Linked DNA regions of Mus musculus: region 2 is linked to region 1. Evidence: chromatin contacts called from ENCODE Hi-C or POLR2A ChIA-PET data. All regions are on one chromosome and are shown on one strand. Each heading gives the region's core, a stretch centred on a gene start or an enhancer-like site at or near the end of the contact. The rest is flanking DNA. Distances are from core to core; before and after follow the strand shown. Region 1 holds the start of Ankrd26 (ankyrin repeat domain 26). Region 2 overlaps Wnt5b (wingless-type MMTV integration site family, member 5B).

What was found. A loop is a pair of places that touch in the nucleus more often than their neighbours do. ChIA-PET counts read pairs that join two places held with the same protein, here RNA polymerase II (POLR2A).
Region 2: a loop to region 1 is called in a map of T-helper 17 cell, with 3 times the contacts of the local background. The contact joins the enhancer-like site here to the promoter of Ankrd26 in region 1. A Hi-C loop is called at or near these places in 1 of 37 maps with a recorded cell type or tissue (T-helper 17 cell). POLR2A ChIA-PET finds 5 or more read pairs at or near these places in 1 of 5 experiments (embryonic stem cell).

The regions. Positions count from the first base shown.
Region 1 is chr6:118,559,639-118,565,099 of GRCm38, forward strand. Ankrd26 (ankyrin repeat domain 26) reads right to left here and starts at 2,633. Exons shown (of 34, transcript NM_001081112.2): 1 at 2,175-2,633. The coding sequence starts at 2,419.
Region 2 is chr6:119,441,942-119,447,402 of GRCm38, forward strand. Wnt5b (wingless-type MMTV integration site family, member 5B) reads right to left here. Exons shown (of 5, transcript NM_009525.3): 3 at 4,394-4,641. Among named protein-coding and RNA genes, the nearest start is that of Gm40397, 23 kb to the right of the region's middle. Within about 2 kb of position 1,995, at least 1 of the 3 ENCODE cell types and tissues checked has a DNase peak (open chromatin) inside an H3K27ac peak, as active enhancers do.

The DNA of each region.
Region 1 (5,461 bases), core at 1,383-3,882:
TGCAAAGAAGTGTATATATCCTTTGGATGTGGCTTGGACTTGGGTATAAACATGGCTTTAAGGTCTGCTGCTTACTAGTCATCACTTAGCCTTTCTCTGGACAAAGGCATTGGCCACAAAAGCCCAACAACCTCAATACACTCCCTAAATCCTATGTTAAAAGGAGAACTGACTCCTGAAAGTTATCTGGCTTCCACAAGCACAGCATGGCATACACACATCTTCACTAACACACACACACACACAGACACACTCTCATCTATCTATCTATCTATCTATCTATCTATCTATCTATCTATCTACCTACCTATCTATCATCTATCTCTCTTAAGAATATTAAAAAGAAAGAAAATAGAGCGACAGCCCTGGCCACAAGGCGAGCCTGCAGTTCTTGTGTATGTGTGCATGGGTGAGGGGCAGGTATGACAGGGGACAGATAAAGAGATGAGAACTGGGGATGGAAAGGACTAACAGTATACCAGCAAACCCCAGGCTATGAATACAAAAGAATAAACCATATTTGAACCAATGGGGTGGGTGGGGGAGATCCCCTGAATAACACTACTGTTTGTCTGAGTGAAACACATCTCACTAAAGCCACACAAACTAAAGGATGGAAGCAGACGTACTTCCCCTCCCACCCACGATACAAAGCAACATAAAAATCAGTGCATCTACTGGGAAGCCCTAAGCAACACCAGCTTCAGCAGGAACACTGCTCTCATCTATCTATCTATCTATCTATCTATCTATCTATCTATCTATCTATAACACACATATATACTAATATATATACATATGTGTGTATATATATTATATATATACATACATACTGTGAACACTTTGCAAGTATACAGTCCCTTTATCCTCAGATTTTGTTCAATGGGTCTTGAGAATGCTTCATTTTAAAAAGCTCAATGTTAGAAAGTATCCTGAGGATACACTACAAACCTGCATTCAATCACCAATACACGGATACATACACGGGTGTGTACACACACACTCACACACACTCACACACACAGTGGTTCTGCAGTCGTTCCTCATCTCTTTGTTTTGTTTTGGTACTTTTCTCACTGTGTTTTCTTTTAGTGTTTAACTTATATTCTATCAGGGATTTATTTTAGTGACATAGAAATGTTGCTAGTTTTCTCCAAACAAGTCAACAACCATTTCATTCCTAAGTGTTTGTTCCCTACTAACTGGGGTGTCACCAGAATCAACTTCTAAATTCTTTTTTGGTTTTTTTGTTTGTTTGTTTGGTTGGTTGGTTTTTTCGTTTTGTTTTGTTTTTTGAGACAGGATTTCTCTGTGTAGCCTTGGTTGTCACGGAGCTCACTCTGTAGACCAGGCTGGCCCCGAACTCAGAAATCCACCTGCCTCTGCCTCCCAAGTGCTGGGATTAAAGGCATGAGCCACCACTGCCCAGCAATATCTAAATTCTTACATATACTTGATTGGATATGTTCTGGGTTTTCTATTCCACCCTGCTCACTGCTGTGTCTCTTTGGCTGCTAGTAAACGACTGACTTGTGAAAACTAGTAGTTTTATCCTTTAGAAAGTTTTTTTTTTCTCGTCTCATCACAAAATCAAAAGCAACATAAGAAACTCAAAATTGTTAAAACGCTGACGGTCGGGTTTGGCTTACGTTAAATTGATCAGGATATTCAGAGTTCGAGTTCTGGGAATTACCAATCTTTGACTCGAGAATATGGAACTATTTTCCCACTTCAAAATGCAGTAAAAACAAACCAACCAACCAAAACCATTCACACAGGTGTACGGCAGTGATAAGATGGATCCTGTATGTTAGTGGAAGAATTTTTAACCTTGAACAGAAACATTTCTCCTATTATGTATTTCTACAACATAAAACTTTCTTATATGTATGCAGAAAGTTAAAATGTTAGTTAACTCGCTTTACATTGCCAGTGAAGGGAACTGTCAGTGGATCAGAAACCAGCTGAAGTGTTTTTTGTTGCTGTCCTTGCTGTTCATACAGGTCAGGGCTTAGACCCCACTAAGACTTAGGCATTCAAAGCCAGGTGGGAAGAGTCAAGCTTCCTTAATGAAAGATAGACTCTCTGTCTTCCAGCCCCAAAGCCAGACAAGGTAGGTGCACGCTCCCCCACCAGCTTCGTCCCGCCCCGCTAACTGGCGGGCCATTTATTACCTGTCCTTCTTGTCTCTATCGTTCACGCCACTTTTTCCAAGGATAAGGATATGCTGCACTTTGGCTACATCTCCCACGCTTGCAGCCTTGTGGATCTTGCCCATATCCTTGTCGTGAATATGGTACCTGGGCACGTGGGAGCCACTAGCACTCTCGCGTCCAAAGCCCACGCAGTTGCTGCGCGGGCGGGCAGAGGGGCCTAAGGGCGATGGGCCCTTACTCCTGAAGCCAAAAATCTTCTTCATGGCAGAGGGTACGCCCCTCACAGGCACCTTCTTCCCCGCGCAACGTTGGCTGACAACACAACGCAGCTAGGGCACTTATTGAAAAGCCGGCCTAGACGCACGGGATCCCACCGGGAAAGACGCTGCATGGCCCGGCAGGTTTTTAAAGCACAATAATCGCCAAGCCGAGCTGCAAACTAGCAACCCGCGCCTTCTTGCTGCCGCGCATGCTCACACAGGCCCAGCAGCGACCAGTGCCCAGCACGCGTGCGCACGGCCAGGCTCCGCCTTCTTTGCTGTTCAGGAGGTCAGGGCGCTGCAACCTAGCGGGTTCTCTAACCCGGGGTTTAAGGCGGAGGTGGGCAGTGTGTTGTTTCCAGAGGCCCGGGTTAGCCTCGGTTTGGGCGTGATCGCTGCAAGGCTTCAACAGGAATGGGGGTCGCTCAGCAGCGTGGAACCCAGACCCAGTACTCCAGGACTGCGGGCATTGAGGGCGCCTGGCAGATGGGCGCAGAACCTTCTGGAGTCCGGCCTCCCTGCTTAGCTTTGGCCTTGTGTTTCAGTGGCAGTTAAACCTGTTGGGGAGCAAACCTATTGGACTCTAGGTAGGCGATAATCAAAAAGTAAACTACAAACAGCATGGATGGAATCGTGGCGTGGAAGAGTAAGGGAAGAGATTTTGTTAAGCTAAGTAGTTTGGGAATTAGTGCAATAAATGATCGTGTTTCACAGCCTAAAGAGTCAGTATATGAGTTAGACAAGCTGATGGGAGGTAAGAAGAAAAGGTTGTCTGCATTTGGGATCTGAATGAAACGATATGATGTGTGTAAATTTTTGGTTTTGGACCTGGAAAAAGTAATACTTAGTAAGCAGTTTTCCAGTGTAAGTGTTCACCTTGACGTTTTAAATTGTTAATAAATTTTGTCAATCTAAAGCCACAACTCACCTCAAAGGGAATAAAATACCGTTCGTGCCTAATAGGACCTCCAGTGGCCGCAGGAACTACCTCAAATTCAGGCTACCTCAAATCCTGTTTCATGTTCCAATTTTAATAGAAACGACAACAAATCAACCCACTTTTCAGATACGTCGGTGGGTACGTCAGGTAAGTGGGTTTTGTGTTAACACCCCTCAGATGGCAGTTGATGAATTTCTTACCCCCTTTGGCTGATGGAAGCTAGGAGTCCCAGTGGACATTCCAAAGGCTTTACCTCCTGGACATAAAGAAGCTAGGTCCCACGCACAGGAGAACACGATGGCTCAATGTGATTTGCTTCTGGACTTGCAACGTTCAAAACTTGCTACGGCAGTAGTTCAGATCAGTCAGTTCCTATGGTACAGCTTCTTTTTTTTTTTAATTTTTAATTTTTTATTAGATATTTTCTTTACATTTCGAATGTTATCAGCTTTCCTATCCTACCCCCTCCCCCTGCTCCCCAACCCACAGGAATCCCACTTCTGCAGTGTGGATCTGTAATACATGCTGTACTCAATGGAATGATTCCACAGGTTTTTGATTTGACTATATCTTTTGTAATAAAAATTGAAATAAATTCTATTGCTAATTTTATCTTTGTGTGTGTGTGCGCGCATGTGTGTGCATGTGTGCCTCTGTGTGTGTGTGTGTAAAACAGAATCTCACTCTAGCCTATGCTACCCTTGAACCTTAATGATTCTCCTGCCTCCGCTTTGGAAAGCTGGTGTTTTGGGTGTAGACCACTGCCCCTGCTTTCTGTCTCTCTATCACACTGCTCTGGGCTTTGCTCTGGGTCCATTTAACTATTAGCTAGTTATTCTCTGCATTTTGACCAGCTGTAGATTGCTTTAGTAACCTCCACCTGTTGCAAAAAGAAGCTTCTTTGGCAAGGGGTGAGACTTACACTCATCTGTGGGTACAAGGACAAGTATTTAGAACACAAGTACAGGGGATTGGAGCTATGGCTCAGCCGATAGAGCACTGACTGTCCGGCACCCATGTGATGAAGACTAGCATTGGTCGGTTGTACAAGTTCCAGGGGACCTGATGCCCTCTTCTACCTTTCATTGGCTCTGCATATATGTGGCACATAGACAGGCATGCAAATGGGACATTCATACACATAACATAGAAACCTCAAATGTAAAATTATACTAAAGTTAGACATAATAGTGCCTTAGGAAACTGGCAGTAGTGGACCATAGGGTCCCCAACCCCAGCTGATACATTACAACAAATCCCCTATATACCCAAGCCCCAGAGACTCCATGGAAGGCTAGAGGGTAGAATGATTGTTAGAACAAGAGGACTCATTAGTGTCTTCTGGATATGAGAGGAGAGTACACCCATAAAACCTCATCAAGGCAGTTGAGACAAGAACTGCCTTTTGAAGCTCAGCATTATGCGTGTGTGTGTGTGTGTGTGTGTGTGTGTGTGTGTGTGTGTGTGTAAAACAAAGTAGACAAGATGAATTTGAAAGGGAGTGAGGAGGACATGGGAGTAATTGGAGGGAGGGGGGATGAGGTAGAAATGATGTAATACAGTTCTGTATGAAATTCCCAAAAGCTGATTTAAAATAATAGATGGCTTTACTGTTCATTAAATGTGCATTAAAGTACAATCATCACTTTCTTATTACATAGGGTCTCCTCCCCCAGAGACCATGGTCAGCTGTGTAACTGAGAATGACCTTGAATCTTCTCCCTCTCCCTCCCAGGGCTAGGATTATAGGCAGGCAGTGCCAAGCACAGTCCATGCTGTTGGTACCCAGTTGCATAGCACCCCAGGCAAGCACTCCACAGCTCAGCTACATCCACAGTCCCCAAAAGCACATTTTTTCCACACCATCAAGTCTTATTATCCACGAGCAGTATTCTCTCCATTGAGACCTCGCTTTGTGTTTTTATGCTTAGATTTCTTCTACAGGCTGTAGTTTTACCATTGTTTATGGAGCTCTTCATTTTTATTAAACTTAATTACTTTATGGACTCAGATCATGAGGCTTAGCAGCAAGAGCCATTACACACCGAGCCATCTCCCCAGCCCTTGATTGCCCTTTCTGGTAAATTTTCCTAATGTGAATAAAG
Region 2 (5,461 bases), core at 745-3,244, 880 kb after region 1:
TACAATGGGAAGGAGACACCATAGGCTGTCCCAGAGGATGGACAGACAGAATTACAAGGTCTGAAGGCTGGGGGTGGGGTAGGGGGGGAGGCTCCACAGTTAAGTGTATTTGCTGCTCTTGGGGAAGGCTAGAGTTTGTTTCCCAGCACCCGTGTCTGGTGACTCACGACCTCCCGTGACTCCAGCCCCAGAGGATCGATCCAATGACTCCCTCTAGCTTCTGGACACACATAAATAGGCACACACACACACACACACACACACAAGTAAACAATAAACTGAGTCTTAAAGGAAAGGACTGGAGTGAGCTCTACTTCTTGATTACCATGGCACCACACAGTGATGTCAGAAATCAGACCACACTGCTTTTCACAACTAACAGCAAATCCACTCTGGTCTTTTGTTAACAGGAGCAGCCCACGAAACCTCTAACTAGTAGTCGGAGGCTCCACTGTGATCTAGCTGCTACGGTTGACCCTTGCCTTGGTGCTGACTGTAACAATGAATGTGGGAGCCGGGCGTGGTGGCGCACGCCTTTAATCCCAGCACTAGGGAGGCAGAGGCAGGGGGATTTCTGAGTTCGAGGCCAGCCTGGTCTACAAAGTGAGCTCCAGGACAGCCAGGGCTATACAGTATACAGAGAAACCCTGTCTCGAAAAAACAAAAAAAACAAAACAAACAAAATGTCATTTTGCTTTGAAAGAGCTTCTTGGACTATTTAGTATCCCCACATTCATTGTTTTTTGTTTTTGTTTTTGTTTTGTTTTTTTGTTTTTTCGAGACAGGGTTTCTCTGTATAGCCCTGGCTGTCCTGGAGCTCACTTTGTAGACCAGGCTGGCCTCGAACTCAGAAATCCCCCTGCCTCTGCCTCCCTAGTGCTGGGATTAAAGGCGTGCACCACCACGCCCGGCTGACTTTTTTTTTTTAATTATATATTTATTTATGTCTTTTTAGGGAAATATGCATGTGTGTGCAGTGCCTCCAGAGGCCAGAAGAGGGCGCTGGATCTCCTGGAGCTGGAGTTATAGGTAGTTAAAGGTCAGCCTAATGTAGGAGCTGGGAACTGAAATTGGGTCCTCTGAAAGAGCTTTATGTGTTCTTTCTTCCTTTTTTCTTTTTAAAGATTTGTTTGTTTGTTTGTTTGTTTATTATGAGTACATTGTAGCTGTCTTCAGATTTATTGATTTATTGATTTATTGATTTATTTACTATGAGTACATTGTAGCTGTCTTCAGACGCACCAGAAGAGGGCACTGAATCCCATTACAGATGTTTGCGAGCCACCATGTGGTTGCTGGGACTTGAACTCAGGACCCCTGGAAGAGCAGTCACTGCTCTTAACCGCTGAGCCATCTCTGCAGCCCATTATATGCTCTTAAGGAAGCAGGCTGGGCCGTACTCTAAGGGAGTCATTTCTTTTTTTTTTTTTTTTTTTCATTTTTTATTAGGTATTTAGCTCATTTACATTTCCAATGCTATACCAAAAGAAGTGAGTCATTTCTATAAAGCCTTTCAGAAATGCTCTCAGCTCCCAACATGCCACCTGGAGCAGGGTGGAGCCGCAGACCCCCAGCACTGGGTCTCTTTCCCTTCTCCACGCAATTCGGCTCCTAGTGCTCCTCAGGAAAGCGCTGGCCTCTCAGGGCAGCTCATTCATCATTCATTCTCTCTCTTTCCCCCACGATTCTATCACTAGAAAGTTCCTCCTCACATGAAACCAAAATACGCCTCCTTGTAACTAACTTCTGCCTGCTGGAGCAGCTCTGCCTAATCCCCTTCCATTTGTCAGCTCTCCAGTGTTTGAAAACAAGAAACATGCCTTTTACGTGTTCCGTTCCCAACTCGCATATGCCTGACTTATTTCTTCCACCCGTCTTTAGTAAATGTGCTTCTGAGTTAATCAGCCCTCCCCAAATACCTTTTGAAACCATGTGCCCGTCTCTAAATATAATAAACCAGGTGCCACACACTGACTTCCGGTGACTTGGGATCTGAAAGTGTCCTTCAGCACACTGGACCAGCTCTGCCTCTGCTGGAGGGGCGTGGCCAGACTCTGAGGGTGCAGCGCCAACTGCACAGGGCAGCACGTGGGTCTTGGGTAAGAGATTCTTTTGGGGGGGGGGGGTGGGGGGGTAAAGAGATTCTTGCATAGAAATCTCCTGCAAGGACCAGTTCCCCACTGCAGGTTAGATAAACTCTGTGTGTGTGTGTGTGTGTGTGTGTGTGCGTTGGGTGTTTGGAGGGTATCTGGACGTGAAACAGTCACACATGAAAGGAAAAACCAAACCATCTCAAAGATATGAAGCTAGCAAGCCATAGCACTGGGCAGAGGCTTTGGAAGCCAGGCTGCTCTTCTGAGCTGCTCTGCTGCCCTCTGCTGGTGGATGACTTGTGCTGCAGCTTTCAGAAGAAGGAAGCCCTTTTGACACCAGGATCCTAGCAGGAGCTACCCCAGGACATGGCTTCTCAGACATAGAGAGGCTTCAGGGAAGCTATAGAAAAAGAAGTGGGAGTCAGGGCATGTGATACATGCCTTTAATCCCAGTACTAGAGAGGCTGAGGTAGGCAGATCTCTGTGAGTTCAAGCCCAGCCTGGTCTACAGAGAAATCTCCAGGACATGCAGGGTTGTGTAGAGAGACTCTGTCTTAAAACAATAAACAAAGAGAAACAAACACAACAACAACAACTAAGAGTGGCGAAAACCAGATGGACCAATAGCCCTGCCCTGAACAAGCCATCCACTATGCAATCAGACTCAGCAGTATCTACCACCCACCCCCCACTGTGCATGTTCAGGTGTGTGCAATGCATGTGGATGCATGTACATTCCCTCAGTGGAAGTCAGAAGTCCTTGACAAACCAGTCCCTATTCTACTGGGTCTTATTCCGAGACAATAAAAAGAAGGTGTTGGCAATCTTGAATTCACCCAGTACAGCTCCCCACCACACTGCCTCACCCCACTGTGTGCTGTTCCTCAGAAGCTGCCCTCCTTATTTTCTGAGACAAGGACCTGGGGCTCGCAGATTTAGCTGGGTGGGCTGCCAACCTGTCTCTGCGTCTCCAATGTTGGGATTACAAGCATGCATCACCGCACCGTCTCTCTATGTGAGTGCTGGGGACTGAATTTAGGTCTTCGTGCCTTTTGTGTGGGTGCTGGAGATCAAATTGGGTCCTCACGCTGGCAGGGCAAGCAAGTTTTCAGACAGAGTCATCTTGCTAGCCTGTCTGTCCAGCATTCATTCCTTGAATAACGGGAAACAGGCCAAGAAGGATGCTATGCCCCACCTGGACCAGTCTCATGGTCTTACTCAAAACTGCTTAAGCAGGATAGGTACTGTGCCAAGGAGAGGGATGTGTGTGAAGAGAATCCCTGAAGAATTGCTAAGTAAATCCACCAAACCCCAAGTCAGCTTTTCTGGGGAAACTGCCCCTCAGGGCATCCCGGAACACTGGCTCATGCCTTCTTCATAGCCAGGGCTGATCCCAAAGGCAATGGCAGGGTTCAAAGCAGACACCCCTTGTTTTCATTTTTCAGTTTGAGCCTAGGGAAAGATCTGTGTGTCAGGGTCCTAATAGAATACGTCAAAATCTCTACCCATCCCCTACCCTAAACAACCTTTCTGGAATCCTACTTTGGGAAGGCCCTATCTGAAGCTACCTCCAGAATGCAGAGTAGTGGGGCACTGCCCAGGGACAATTTGGGAGACAAGACTACCAACACCTTCCTTTTATGGTCCTGGAGATAAGAACCCAGCCTGGTTTCTCAATTTCTTGCCAGGGAGGGGAGAATTGCATTTCAAAAGGACCTAAGACAATTAGACTCAACTCACACCTCCATCTGGGCAATAGGACAGCCATGATCTCACCAGCTGGGACAGGGAGGAGGAGGGACCCCTCCCCCACAGTGGTCCTCTTACCTCTCACCTTCCTCCTCTAGCACTAGTACTCACATCCCTTTTCAAGGCAGAAAGCCTGGCCTGGAGCTGGGCCTGGTTAATGGCAGCTATTACCAACCTGGCCTCAAGCTTTCACCTTTTGCTCAAGGGCTCAAGTAAAAAAGATGTTAAATATACAATTTGGGATATTCTCCCTCCACCTCCACCTCTGACTTTTTTAAAGGGGCCCTTCTAGCACTGAGAGACAAAGGCAGCCATGGCAGGCAGGTTTCTAACCAACTTCCTCCTTACTCAGCCTTTCCATTCCTTCTCAGAGTGAGTCACAGACAGCCCCAGGATTTGAGGTAGGGAAACGCAGAGCCTCCTGGGGCTCCCTCTCCTGTCTAACAGGATGCTTCCAAGCCTAGGAAGAATGCAGTGTGGGCTTTCGTTCATGCTATCAGGCTATCTATCGATGCACCAGGCAGGAAGACACAGGTCCAGAGGCCTCTTACCTATCTGCATAACTCTGCCAAAGACAGATGTGTTGTCCACGGTGCTGCAGTTCCAGCGCCTCTGTCGAAACTGGTGTTGGCACTCTCTGATGCCCGTCTTGGCTCCCTCCCCGATGTAGGACATGTGCTCCTGATACAACTGACACAGCTTTCTCTGGCCTGGGGAAAGCCCAGGAAGTTGGCTGCACACGGGCTGAGCGCCAATGATGAACATCTCCGGTCTCTGCACTGGGTTCAGAGCTAGTGACCTACAACATCAATCCAGAAAGAGAGAGGGCACGGCTGTGAATGCACTCATGGGTGCGCACAGTATTACCGACTCCTCCACCCCCTCTGCGACGTTCTCCATAAACAAGGCTCTGGACTAAGGATTTGGAAGAGAACTTGAGCCCAGAGCAGAGTGTGGTTTTGCACGCCTTTGTTTCCAGCACATGGGATGCAGAGGCAGGCAGATCTCTGTGAGTTTGAGGCTAGCCTGATCTACAGAGTGAGTTTCAGGACAGCCAGTGAGACCCTGTCTCAAAAAAGCAACAAAACACAACACAACAAAAATCTGAACTGTCTTAAAAGGTGAAGGTGGGCAGAGGAGGCTGGGCAGGGCAGCGAGAGGGACTCCCATCATCAGTAGGGGGTACAGACACTGCTGAAGGAGGGGGAATACTGAGTGTAGCCAAGTACAGGGCGCATGAGGGAAGGTACTCTATTCCTTTAATGCAGATCTCCTAATGCCTTAAGATAGATTCTACCACACACACACACACAACCATGCACCCTAAATTGTTCTTCTCCCCATCTCTCTGTATATCCCAGGTCTGCCCATCGGCCCGGGGGCTACTTTTGCTCACCTTCTGGCACATACTGCAAATGAAGGGCTAAATTAGATGAAGGACTGCAGATTTGCCATCTGAATACAAGCACAAGTCGGACACAGACTGGGCCACTTCCACGTCTGCTTAGCCAACACAGTGGCCTTGAAAACACAAAGAGGGCACTTGGTTCTTTCTACAGAGCCCTCTTTGGCCTTCAGACTGATCAAATAGGACTATTATCCCATCTGCCTCTACCAGC